2 separate regions of the Homo sapiens genome follow, and region 2 is linked to region 1. The links are chromatin contacts, found by Hi-C in ENCODE. All regions are on one chromosome and are shown on one strand. The core of a region is the stretch at or near the end of the contact, and the rest is flanking DNA. Distances in the headings are between cores, read along the strand shown. Region 1 overlaps RAB27A (RAB27A, member RAS oncogene family). Region 2 holds the start of TEX9 (testis expressed 9).

Evidence for each region. Hi-C counts contacts between places; a loop is a spot of excess contacts on that map. Pooled maps may share reads with other maps.
Region 2: a loop to region 1 is called in a map with no recorded cell type, with 13 times the contacts of the local background. The contact joins the promoter of TEX9 here to the enhancer-like site in region 1. A Hi-C loop is called at or near these places in 5 of 37 single-sample maps with no recorded cell type and 3 of 50 pooled maps.

Annotation. Positions count from the first base shown.
Region 1 is chr15:55,278,224-55,284,052 of GRCh38, forward strand. The region is part of intron 1 of RAB27A (RAB27A, member RAS oncogene family); the gene reads right to left. Among named protein-coding and RNA genes, the nearest start is that of RAB27A, 8.7 kb to the right of the region's middle. RefSeq lists an enhancer at 1,468-1,762. Within about 2 kb of position 1,653, at least 15 of the 41 ENCODE cell types and tissues checked have a DNase peak (open chromatin) inside an H3K27ac peak, as active enhancers do.
Region 2 is chr15:56,360,404-56,366,683 of GRCh38, forward strand. It overlaps TEX9 (testis expressed 9), which reads left to right and starts at 5,023. Exons shown (of 12, transcript NM_001395496.1): 1 at 5,023-5,074; 2 at 5,176-5,267. The coding sequence starts at 5,048. RefSeq lists enhancers at 4,487-4,666, 4,677-4,726, 5,267-5,316.

The DNA.
Region 1 (5,829 bases), core at 403-2,902:
AATTTAATAGTTCAACATTTCTGATTTCTCTACTGGACAAAAGCCTGGCAGGTTTCCACTATATTTTCATAGAAATGACTCTTTTACACTATGGGAGCCCTGGGGTATTTATGTCAGTAGCCGCTTCTAAACTTGTGAACAGAAATCAGCCTGCCACCTCACAAAGAAGAGGCATCATATCTGAAATTTGTTTTTAATTTCCATTTCACTTTTTTCCTTCATAATAGCACCAGATTATTCAGTCTTCTAATCATTATTATTTTTTTTTTTTTTTTTTGAGAGGGAGTCTCACTCTGCCACCCAGGCTGGAGTGCAGTGGCACGATCTCAGCTCACTGCAAGCTCCACCTCCTGGGTTCACGCCATTCGCCTGCCTCAGCCTCCCAAGTAGCTGGGACTATAGGCGCCCGCCACCACGTCTGGCTAATTTTTTGTATTTTTAGTAGAGACAGGGTTTCACCATGTTAGCCAGGATGGTCTCGATCTCCTGACCTCGTGATCTGCCCGCCTCAGCCTCCCAAAGTGCTGGGATTACAGGCGTGAGCCACCGCACCTGGCCCAGTCTTCTAATTATTTAGTGAATTCAGTACGTTGACATGGGGCTGAAAAATCTGCATTTCTAAGTTCTAAGTTCTAAGCCAAGTCATTCACTAATTATGTCAATTCTATCCCTGAAAAATAAGGGCTTGTATCACCAAACGGATGAAATACCATTTCTGAACTCAAAAGCTGAAGCAACTCCCTACTCCACATTTATTAATTACAGCCTGAAGGAAATTGCTCACATCTATGCACCCCACAGACAAAAGGGCACAGTTGCTAAAAGAACAGTTCCAAACTTTGGGATAGATAATGGAAAGAATCACAAGTTACTCAAAGCCAAAATATGGCCTAGGAACCCTCTAAGAAGCAGTAGAGACAGCAGAAAGAGCCAGGCAGATAAGACTCTTAATAAAGGCCCCCATGGCCTGTCCTCCCATACTCTTCTATTTCTTCTCCACCCAGTGTCCGAGGCCTGTGACCACAAAACACAGGACAACACAGAACCTCAGAGAAGCCTTGAGGGGCAACTGGTCAACCAATTAGGGCAGGTGAAAATGGATCCAGGACTGGCAGCAGAATCACCTAGGATATGTGATGAAAATCCAAAATTCTGGGTCCCATTCAGGCCTCTGAATTAGGATCTCTGCAAGGGAGGCCTAGGGAATCTGCATTTATATCAAGCTTCCCAGGGGCTTTCTGGTTATACACAATCAAGTTTGTAAGCCACTGTTCTAGGGAGACAACAGATGGCAAAAATGTACAACTACAGTTAGGCAAATAGCCTGTACATCAAGATCATATTTAACTTCTACTAGCCTCAGATACCAAATCTGTAAAATAGGGATAATAATACTGACCTAGCAAGGTGGTTGTGAGAATCAAATGAAATAAGTAATAGCCTCACACACAGTGTCTCACATACAGCAGGTGCTCAATAAAAGTCCATTCCCTCGCTTGTGTATGGCATTCTAATGAAGACTTACAACAATAGTTTTTGAATAAATGTCACCTGTTTTGAATAAATATCACCAAGGAAAGCAGATGGCCAGGAAAGTTAAGGCCTCAATGTTAATGACTCATCAACTACAAAGGCCGAGGTCAGCAGCCTTAACCAGCGATTGAGTCATGAAATGTACTTGTAGACAGTGGTTCTCAAGCTTCGGGGTGCATCAGAGTCACCTAGATGGTTTTAAAACACAGACTCTAGGCCCCACCAGAGTTTCAGATTCAGTAGGTCTGGAGTGGGGCTGAAAATCTGCATTTCTATGTTCCCAGGTGGTGCTGATGTTACTGGTCCTAATCTGACACTTTGCAATAAAAAAAGAAAAACTATGCTGTGTATATTTCCTGTTTGACACTAGACTGGTTAGTTTCATGTAAATAGAGAAAAAAACTAAGAAACCAACAATTTCCGAGGCTGTGCTGCCTCTGTCCCTGAGAATCTTACTATGTTGTTTGAACAATGCATAGAGAGGACAGGGAGATTTGAGTTCTATCTTCCCACTCACTTGCTGTGTGACTCTGCATGAGACATATGATCTCTTCCAGCCTGAGTTTACTCAGGCTGGGAGTAAAGGTGAGCTAGACACTGGTTCCCAAACCAGGTTGTCCACCAACAATCACTAGAGCAGTATTTAAAATAAAACATAGATTCCCAAGCCCTAGCCACAAACCTAATAAATTAGAATCACCAAAGGAGAGACTGAAAAATGTGTTGTTGTTTCTTGTGGGTATGGTTTATATATATATATATATATATATACTTTAAGTTCTAGGGTACATGTGCACAATGTGCAGGCTTGATACATAGGTATACAGGTGCCATGTTGGTTTGCTGCACCCATCAACTCATAATTTACATTAGGTATTTCTCCTAATGCTATCCCTCCCCCAGTCCCCACCCCCTGAGAGGCCCCGGTGTGTGATGTTCCCCTTCCTGTATCCAAGTGATCTCATTGTTCAGTTCCCACCTATGAGTCAGAACATGTGGTGTTTGGTTTTCTGTCCTTGAGATAGTTTGCTGAGAATGATGGTTTCCAGCTTCATCCATGTCCTTGCAAAGGACATGAACTCATCCTTTTTTATGGCTGCATAGTATTCCATGGTGTATATGTGCCACATTTTCTTAATCCAGTCTATCATTGATGGACATTTGTGTTAGTTCCAAGTCTTTGCTATTGTGAATAGTGCTGCAATAAACATACGTGTGCATGTGTCTCTATAGTAGCATGATTTATAATCCTTTGGGCATATACCCAGTAATGGGATTGCTGGGTCAAATGGTAATTCTAGTTCTAGATCCTTGAGGAATCGCCACACTGTCTTCCACAATGGTTGAATCAATTTACACTCTTTTGTGAGCATGTTTTAAACAAAAGCTCCCTGTGCCATTTTCATGTATAGCCAGTTTTGAGGAAGCATTAACATGGTAATCTTTCTCCAGCATTAAAGCTCTTGGGTCTTTTTGATTTCCAATTCACTGGGTCCTGAGTCTATACTTAGCCAGTATAAGTAGCCTTCTCCTTTTATATTTGCTTCACCTGGCTATTCTTCCGAAAGGAAGCATACACTGTCCTCAAAAAAAGGAATCTACTCTGCTTAGCAGTTCCATTTCTCATATATCAATAAACTGGCATTCTGGTTTCATTTAAAAAATAAAGTCCAGGATAGGCACAGTGGTTCATGCCTGTAATCTCAGCACTTTGGGAGGCCAAGGCAGGCAGATCACTTGAGGTCAGGAGTTCGAGACCAGCCTGGCCAACATAGTAAAACCCCATCTCTATTAAAAATACAAAAATTAGCCCAGCATGGTGACATGCTCCTGTGGTCCTAGTTACTTAGGAGGCTGAAGCAGGAGGATCCACTTGAGCCCAGGATGTTGAGGTTGCAGTGAGCTGGGTGACAAAGACAAGAAAGAAGGGAAGGGAAGGAAGAAGAGAAAGGAAGGGAAGGAAGGGAGAAGGGAAGGGGGAATGGAAGGGAGGAAGGAAGGTAGGAAAGGAAAAGAGAAGGAAAAAAAAAGAAACCAGAGGCCCTTACAGACCACAGGTACATATTTGGATCTTATACCTATTACAATGAAAGCAACTAAGGGATTTTAAGCAGAAGGATATGAATTGAATTCCTTTAATTTTTTAAAATTTTGTCTCATGCTCCTCAAGAGTGTGAGTTCCTTTTTTGGGACATCACTGGCTTTGTGTGAAGAATGGGCTATGGCAGGGAGGGGCAAGAATTGGAACAGAAAAGTAGCAGTACAGGCCTTTAACCAGCAGCTGGCACAGAGCAGGCACTTGGATATTTCTGCACTGCTTTAACATAGGGAAATCATAATATACTTGTTTCACCTCCTAATGTATTTCAGAGGAGTTCAAGGAAGAGACTCTGGGTGTTAGCAAAGTTCCATCTAGATGTCACTTCTTTTGAACAACACATAGAATTTTGGATTGTCCACAGTACAACTGGTTCCAATCAAGAAGTATTAGAATAAGAACATAAAAAGAACACACCAGGAAACCATCAGACCAGGCTTCTGGAACCATCCCTGCCATCAATTAGCTATGTGACCTGAGGCACAGCTCTGGATTTCTGGGAGGGGAGCCTGGGCTACAATTTCCAAGGTCCCTACTAGCTCTTAAATTACACAATTCTGTAAGTGTAACAAATGTGGTTTCCTTATCTGGGTGGCAAAATGGGATGATGACTCAGGGTGAGGTTTTTTGTTACAGATTTTCAACCTCCCAGAGAAGCTCTAGTGAAGCTAGAATCAGGGTGTTAATAAAGAAACTGTCCAGTTTTATTATTTCCTTTCCAGGGTATGGTGGTCAGCTGGAAATCTGGGAAGTAGACATTCCTGGCAGCTGCGAGCTTATCGTGCAAAGACTGAGAACCCAAGTCCCTGTGTAACCCTTCAGGTACACGATCTCTGGGGTCCCCTGCTCATGTGGCTTTCGCTCATGTGGAAGCACACAATAGACAGGCACTGAAGACCAGCCTCTCACTTCCTCCTGCTGGTAGGCTGTTCCCAAAGGGTCCACTCCTCTCCTATGGCCAACCTGGCACCTCCACGAGAACCCCATTTCGCATGATCCCTGGGGGCAGTGGTTCTCAGTCTCAACTGCAACTGCCCATCAGAATCCCGTGTGGAGACAATAAATAAATAAATAAACAAACAAACAGCCTGAGCCCTACCCCACATTTACTGACTTAGAATTGGGGTGAGGGAGAGGTTAGAAAGACAACAGCGGTAGTTAGGCTTAGTTAGTTTTACATGATGGACAGAACGTGTAACTTGGGAAACTGTAAGCCAAAGAGGTTGAATGAGTTGTCTAATGCAGGGTTTCTTAGCGTCGGCACTGTTGACATTTTAGGCAGGATAATCCTTTGTTGGGGGCTCTCCTGTGTACTGAGAATGTTTTGCAGCATCCCTGGCCCCCACCCACTAAATGCCAGGAGTAACTCCCCAGCTGTGACAGTCAAAAATGTCTCCAGGCATTGCTAAATGTCCCATGTGGGGTGGGGCAGGGGAGAAAATCACCCCCAACTGACATACACTGGTGTGATATCACATAGTTAATAATCAGGAATATGGAGACTAAAAACCGACCGACTGATTCCTGACTGTGTTGATTCTTCCACATTCAAGCAGGAAGTCCGGAACACAGGAATGAGCCGCCACCTGAGGAAATACCACAACCCACTTCACTACACAACCCACTTCAATACACAGCCTAGGGCAGACGTGGGACCTGGGACAGCTGACCTTGTCCCTAATGAGAAAAGCCACATTAGGTCTCCAGTATTTGACTGTGAGGACAATGACTTATCTTTTCAAGGACTGTTACACCTCTTCACTCATTCTTGGAGTTGTTTCCTTGAAATGATGCGATTTATTATGAAAATCACTATTTTCATAATGATTTCTTAGCAAGAAACAAAGAAATCCTGACCACAATCATAGGTTATATTTTAAAATTCTTTAGTTTTGTAAATGAACATTTAAGTCATGACCTATTTCTGTATGTTTCATTTCTCCCCTTATTAGGGCTAGTACAGCAAGAACAAAAGTATCATATTATTGTGTTTAACTAGCTGATTTAGACCTTGACTTTGCTTTTAACGATACAAATACACAGCAGATTAGTATTTAGCCATACCCTGATAGGACTTGACCAGCCTCCCAGGTGGTGGGATCAGGCCAAGGTAGATAAACTATAGCAAATAAGAATGAACAGACTTTTCAGTCTCGTGGCAACCAATTTTATTATTATGCTTTGACCTGGCAGCTGGT
Region 2 (6,280 bases), core at 3,773-6,272, 1.1 Mb after region 1:
AGATTATCTATTTCTCCTTGCATGAGTTTTGGTAGTTTGTATCTTTCAAGTAATTGGTCCATTTCATCTAATTTATTAAATGTTGGGGTATAGAGTTCATAGTATTCCTTTATTATCCTTTTAATTTTCATGGGACAATTGATGACTTATTTTCCATTTCTAATGTTGGTACTGTATTGTTTATATTTTTTAATTTTCTGTATATTATGATGTTTAGACATCTTTAAAAAATCCTTTCTGGCTTGGGAGAAACTGCTTCCTCCTGGGGCAAGCCAATTCTTAGCTAAGCAAAAGGGCTTAGCCAGGGAGCATGGCTTTGATATATAAAAAACTAATATGAAGCCATACCTCTTCTGTCTGGTCCATATACAACAGGCCTTCCTCTGTCTTAGCCATTGCAGAGCTATGTACCAGATAATTAAGGACAACCTTTATACTCCGGGGCCCTCTGAAATTATTCATAGTAGCCAATCCTAATGGGTTTACTCTACCTTGCTTTTCCTGTGGAAACTCCAATAGAGGCTCTAGTCCAGGTTTTTCTCTTCCTCCTGTTTTCTGCCTCCTGACTATCCCGAGGCTTCCCCATGTAACCCTGTATGGCATGGCATGCGTCCTATTTCTAGGACCTGTGAGTATAATAAATGTTGTTTTCCTCTCATGGCCACACCTGACTGACCATCACAGAAAATAACACAGAACAGGTTACTTGGATCTTCTCTTTTTCTTGGTTAGCACAGCTATAAGTTTATTGATTTTAACTAGATTGTGGTTTCTGTGATTTTCTCTATTGTTTCCCTGTTTCAGTTCCATTGATTTATGTTCTAATGTTTATTGTTACTTTTCTTTTGCTTTAAGTTTAATATTTTTCCTTTAGCTGCCTTGAAGGTAGACATTCAGAGTTTAGATTTTTCTTCTTTTCTAATATATGCATTGAATGCTAAGCACTCCAAGCACTGCTTTCATAACATTCCACAGGTTTTGATAAGTTATATTTCAAATTTTATTTAGTTCAAAATGTTTTTTTAATTCCTCTAGATATTTACTTGATCCATGTATTATTTAGAAGTATGAATTTAATTTGCAAATATTTTGTGGGTGTCCAGCTGTTTTGTTATTGATTTTTAGTTTAGTTTTATTGTGCTCTGGGACCACAATAAAATAGTTTGTATAATTTCGGTTATAGGTTAAAGTGTGCCACCTCCCCCTCCCTACCATATATTGAAGTCCTAACCCCCAGTACCTGTGAATATGGTCTTTACAGATGTAATCACGTTAGGATGAGGTCATTAGGGTGGCCCACATCCGATATTACTGGAGTCTTCATGAAAAGCAGGAATGCCATGCAAAAGCAGAAACACACAGGGGAAATGCTACATGATTATAGAGGCAGAGAGAGGTTGTAGTGATGCAGCTGCAAGCCAAGGAATGCCAAGAAGTGACAGCCACCATAGAAGCTAGAAAGAGGCAAAGAAAGAGTCTCCCCTGCAGGTTTCAAGCAAAACATAGTCCTGGTGATACTTCTAGCCTGGTTTTGGACTTCTAGCCTCCAGACCCATGAGACAATAAATTTCTGTTGTTTTAAGCCACTCACTTGGTGGTGCTTTATTACAGCTACCCTAAACTATATAATTTATATTCTTTTAAATTTATTAAAGTGTGTTATGGCTAGAATGTGTTCTAGCTTGGTGAATGTTCCATGCGACCTTGAGAAAAATGTGTATTCTGCTGTTATTGAAATGAGTATTCTATAAATGTCAATTAGATCAAGCTAATTGATGGTGCTGTCCAGAGCAACTCTTGCTGATTTTCTGCCTGCTTAACCTGTTAATTACTGAAGGAGTAGTATTGAAGTCTCCAAATATAATGATGGATTTGTCTATTTCTCTTTGCAAGTCCTACCAGTTTTTGCCTCATGCATTTTGACACTACTGTTAGGAGGATTTACACCAGGATTGTTCTATCCCCTTGGAGAATTGACCTCTATCATTAATGCTCCTCTTTGTCCCTGATAATTTTCCTTGTTCTGATGTCATCTTTGTTTGAAATTAATATAGCGACTCCAGCTTCCTTTTGATTAGTGCTAGCATAGTGTTCCTTTCTTTATCCCTCGATGTTGTAAATAGTTTATTTTTAAGATGTTTTAACAGCTTGAGTGATTTATTTCACATATCTATATTTACCCATATAAAGTGTACTATTAATTGGCTTTTAGTGTATTCACAGAGTTGTACACCATCAACACAATTGATTTTAGAATATTTTCACTAGCGCCCCCCAAACCCTGCAACTCCTTAGCTAACCCTCCATCATCTGCCAAGCCTAGACAACTACTAATCTACTTCTGTCACTATGGATTTGCCTATTGCGGACATTTCCTACAATATGTAGTCATATTGAAATAGAATCCTATAGTATGTGATCTTTTGTGAAAGAAATTAGATAATACTTGGTCTTTTGTGAATGGCTTCTTTCACTTAGCATAATATATTCAAGGTTCATCCATATTGTGGTATACATGTACTTCATTCTTTCTCATTTCTGAATAATATTCCATTGTATGAATATACCACTTTTTATTTAATTACTAATCAGTTTATGACCATTATGGGTTTGTTTTGCATTTTGGCTGTTATGAATAATCCTGACATAAACATTTGTACATATACTTTTCATGTGGGTGTGTTTTCATTTTCCTTGGGTGTATACCTAGCAGTGGTTGCTGGATTGTTTGGTAACTCTGTGTATAAACTATTGAGGAATTGCTAGACCATTTTCCACAGTGGCTGCACAATTTTCCCATTCCCACTAACAGTTTATGAGGGTTCAAGTTTCTCTACATCCTCCTCTACACGTTATTGTCCATCCTTTTTTTTTTTTTTGAGATGGAGTCTCCCTCTGTCACCCAGGCTGGAGTGCAGTGGTGCTATCTCGGCTCACTGCAACTTCTATCTCCCAGCATTTCACCATGTTGGCCAGGCTGGTCTCAAACTCTTGACCTCTGGTGATCTGCCCGCCTCAGCATCCCAAAGTGCTGGGATTACAGGTGTGAGCCACCGCGCCTGGCTATCCATCCTTTTGATTATCGCCATTCTAGTGGGTGTCAAGTGGCATTTCATTTTGGTTTTAATTTTCATTTCCCTGAGGACAATACTGAGCATCTTTTCATGTGCTTTTTGCCTACTTGTATATGTTCTTTGGAGAAATCCCTATTTCTTTGCCCATTTTTAACTTGGGTTGTCTTTTTTAAAAATTTTTTTAAATTGTTTTTCTTTTTTTTTTTGAGACAGGGTCTCACTCTGTGACCCAGGCTAGAGTGCAGTGGTGTGACCATGGCTCTTTGCAGCCTTGATCTCCCTGGCTCAAGTGATCCTCCCACCTCAGTCTCCTAGTAGTTGGGACTACAGGCATGTACCACTGGACCCAGCTAATTTTTATTTATCTATTTCCTTTTTTTTTTTTTGTAGAGATGGAGTCTTGCTGTGTTGCCTTGGCTGGTCTGGAACTCCTGGGCTCAAGTGATCCTCCTGACTTAGCCTCCAAAGTGCTCATATTACAGGCATGAGCCACTGCACCTACCTATTTTTGAATTTTAATACTTCTTTATATAGTCCAGACACAAGTTATTTATCAGATATATAATTTGCAAGAATTTCCCCTCTTCCTGTGGTCTTGTTACTTTATTTATGGTATCTTTTGAAACTAAAGGTTTTTAGTTTTGATAATGTCTAGTTTATCTATTTTTTTTTCCTTTTTTTTGTTTTTTTCTTGAGATGGAATTTCGCTCTTGTTGACCAGGTTGGAGCGCAATGGTGCAATCTCAGCTCACCGCAACCTCTGCCTCCCAGGTTCAAGCGATTCTCCTGCTTCAGCCTCCCCAGTAGCTGGGATTACAGGCATGAGCCACCACACCCGGCTAATTTTTTTTTTTTAGGAGTGGCGGGGTTTCTCCATATTGGTCAGGCTGGTCTTGAACTCCCAACCTCAGGTGATCCACCCGCCTTGGCCTCCCAAAGTGCTTGGATTACAGGCATGAGCCTCTGTGCCCAGCCTCTTTTTTCTTTTCTTTTTTTTTTTTTTTGCTACTGCTTTTGGTGTCATATCTAAGAATCCATCAAGGATTCTCAGAATTGTAATTCAAGGTCATAAAGATTTACACCAACAGTTTCTTTGAAGAGCTTTAGAGTTTTAGCTCCTAAGTTTAGGTCTTTGATACATTTTAATTTTTGTATATGGTGTGAAGTTAAGGGTCTAATTGCATTTGGATATCCAGTTGTCTCCCCATCTGTTGAAGACAATTATTTTCCCATTGAATGGTCTTGCACCCTTTCTAAAGATCAGATGACCATACATCATATCACGGTTTATTTTTGGATGTCAATTTTATTCCAAAACAATTGAAATTGTTAACCGCTTACGTGTTTCAGGCATGATCCTAAGCACGAATTCATTTGCTTCTCATAATAACTGTGAAGTGGGCACTATTCTCACTTCCATTTGACAAATGAAGTGGCCGATATACAGAGTGATTTGCCCAAGGCCATATAACTGGTAAGTGGCAGTGCCAGGATAATAATTTAGGTTGACTAACTTGAGAGCCTGAGTCTTAGCCATGCATGCTGTAAACAAAAATTAGAAATCAAAACTTCTGAATTCCACTGAAGAGCTCACTTTAAGCAAACGGGGTGAAGGTCGGATTAGCCACTAACGGTTTGAAAAGCACAACAGGGAGGGATTGCCTCACCAGCTTGCTTTCTATAGAGTAGCGGCAAAGGACCTGCCTGTTTTGGCTGAAACTCTTTCAACCCCCACAAGTTGAGAATTTGCACTAACTAAGTCGAATTTGCAGTTAGGAAGCCTTCCTGGGTTCCTGGGACAGCGCCGAGTGCTGCGAGCAAAGGCCGAGCCCGCTGCCAGAGGCTCGCGCCGCTCGCAGCACAGAACCTGAGAGTGGGAAGGCGTAGGCGCCCGGGCGGGAGGCAACCGGGATGTGGAAACTCTCGCGGGAAGATGCGTCGTTGCCTCGGTAACCGCGTCGCAGTCGCCGAAGATGGCGGGGCGAAGTCTGTGTCTCACGGTCAGTTCAACTCCAGGCTCCTGGGGAGCGTCTGGGTTCCGGCGACTAGGACGCCTAACTTCCTTTAACTTCGGGTCTGAAAGTCTGTGGCTCTTTTACAGAGAAGCAGCGTTCCAGGGACTCCGTTCCCGCCACCCGTTCAGCAACCCTCTACACCTGGACCCGACCTCCTCGCCTTGGAGGAAGAATATAAGTAAGAAATTCGGCGGTTGAACTTTTCCTTCTTTCTTTCATCTGAATGAGGCTGCTTACAAGTACTTTTTTCTGGAGACTGGCTGGATCTTCGGGACCACTCACTCTGCAGCATTCCCTTCTCGTCATCTCGTTCACCTGCCGTTTATCCTTTCTTTGTCTTTGATCTGAGTAGTTCGCCTGCGTATTAGAAGATATTTGAAGTGGGCGAAAATTTAGCCCAAGTAAGCATGTTGTTTAATTTAAAACGTAGCCCAAGTAAACAGCAAGATACTGTTGGAAGTTATTTGGGTAGCAGGAATTGCCACGAATAGTTAGTTCACTTGATAGTTTAGGTTATTTCGCTTAATATCAAGTTCATAGAGTTTACCTTGTGTAAATTTCCTTTAGGTTGGTTTCTAAATTGAAAGGATGCTTCCCACTGCAATCAGAATTACCATTCTCGTTCAAATATTCCTTTTCTTATCTGTTCTCAGTGTAATTACAACTATCCTGACAACGGTGCTTTCATTCTTGGCCCATTCTACTCCTCATCCCCAAGTTTTCACACAGCAGCCAGTGTAATCTTTTAATTTGATCTACCATGCCTTTGCTTAAAATTCTACAGTAGTTTCCTGTTGCATTTCAAAAGCTCTGATCGATGTGGCTCCTCCTGCCTCCTCTATTTGATCTTATTCCCTCTTCCCCTTTTCCCCCTAAAACTCTCCAGCTTCACTGGCCTTTTAGTTCCAAAAACTCTTCCAGGTTTTCTTTCTATCTCAGGAAAGAGACAGTCACACACGCCTTCAACCTGTAATGTGAGTGGCCTTCCTTGACCATGCTAAGTAGGCTCCCTTGTTGGTCTTTTTCATTGTCTCAGTGATTTTTCTTTCTAATTAGCATAATTTGTTACAATAAATTCATTTGTGAATTTCCTTTTTGTCTGTCTCCACTGGACTGTAAGTTCCAAGGGCAGAGGCGATGTCTGTTTTATTTGCCATCATACATACCCTTATAAAAAAGTGCCTTTTAACA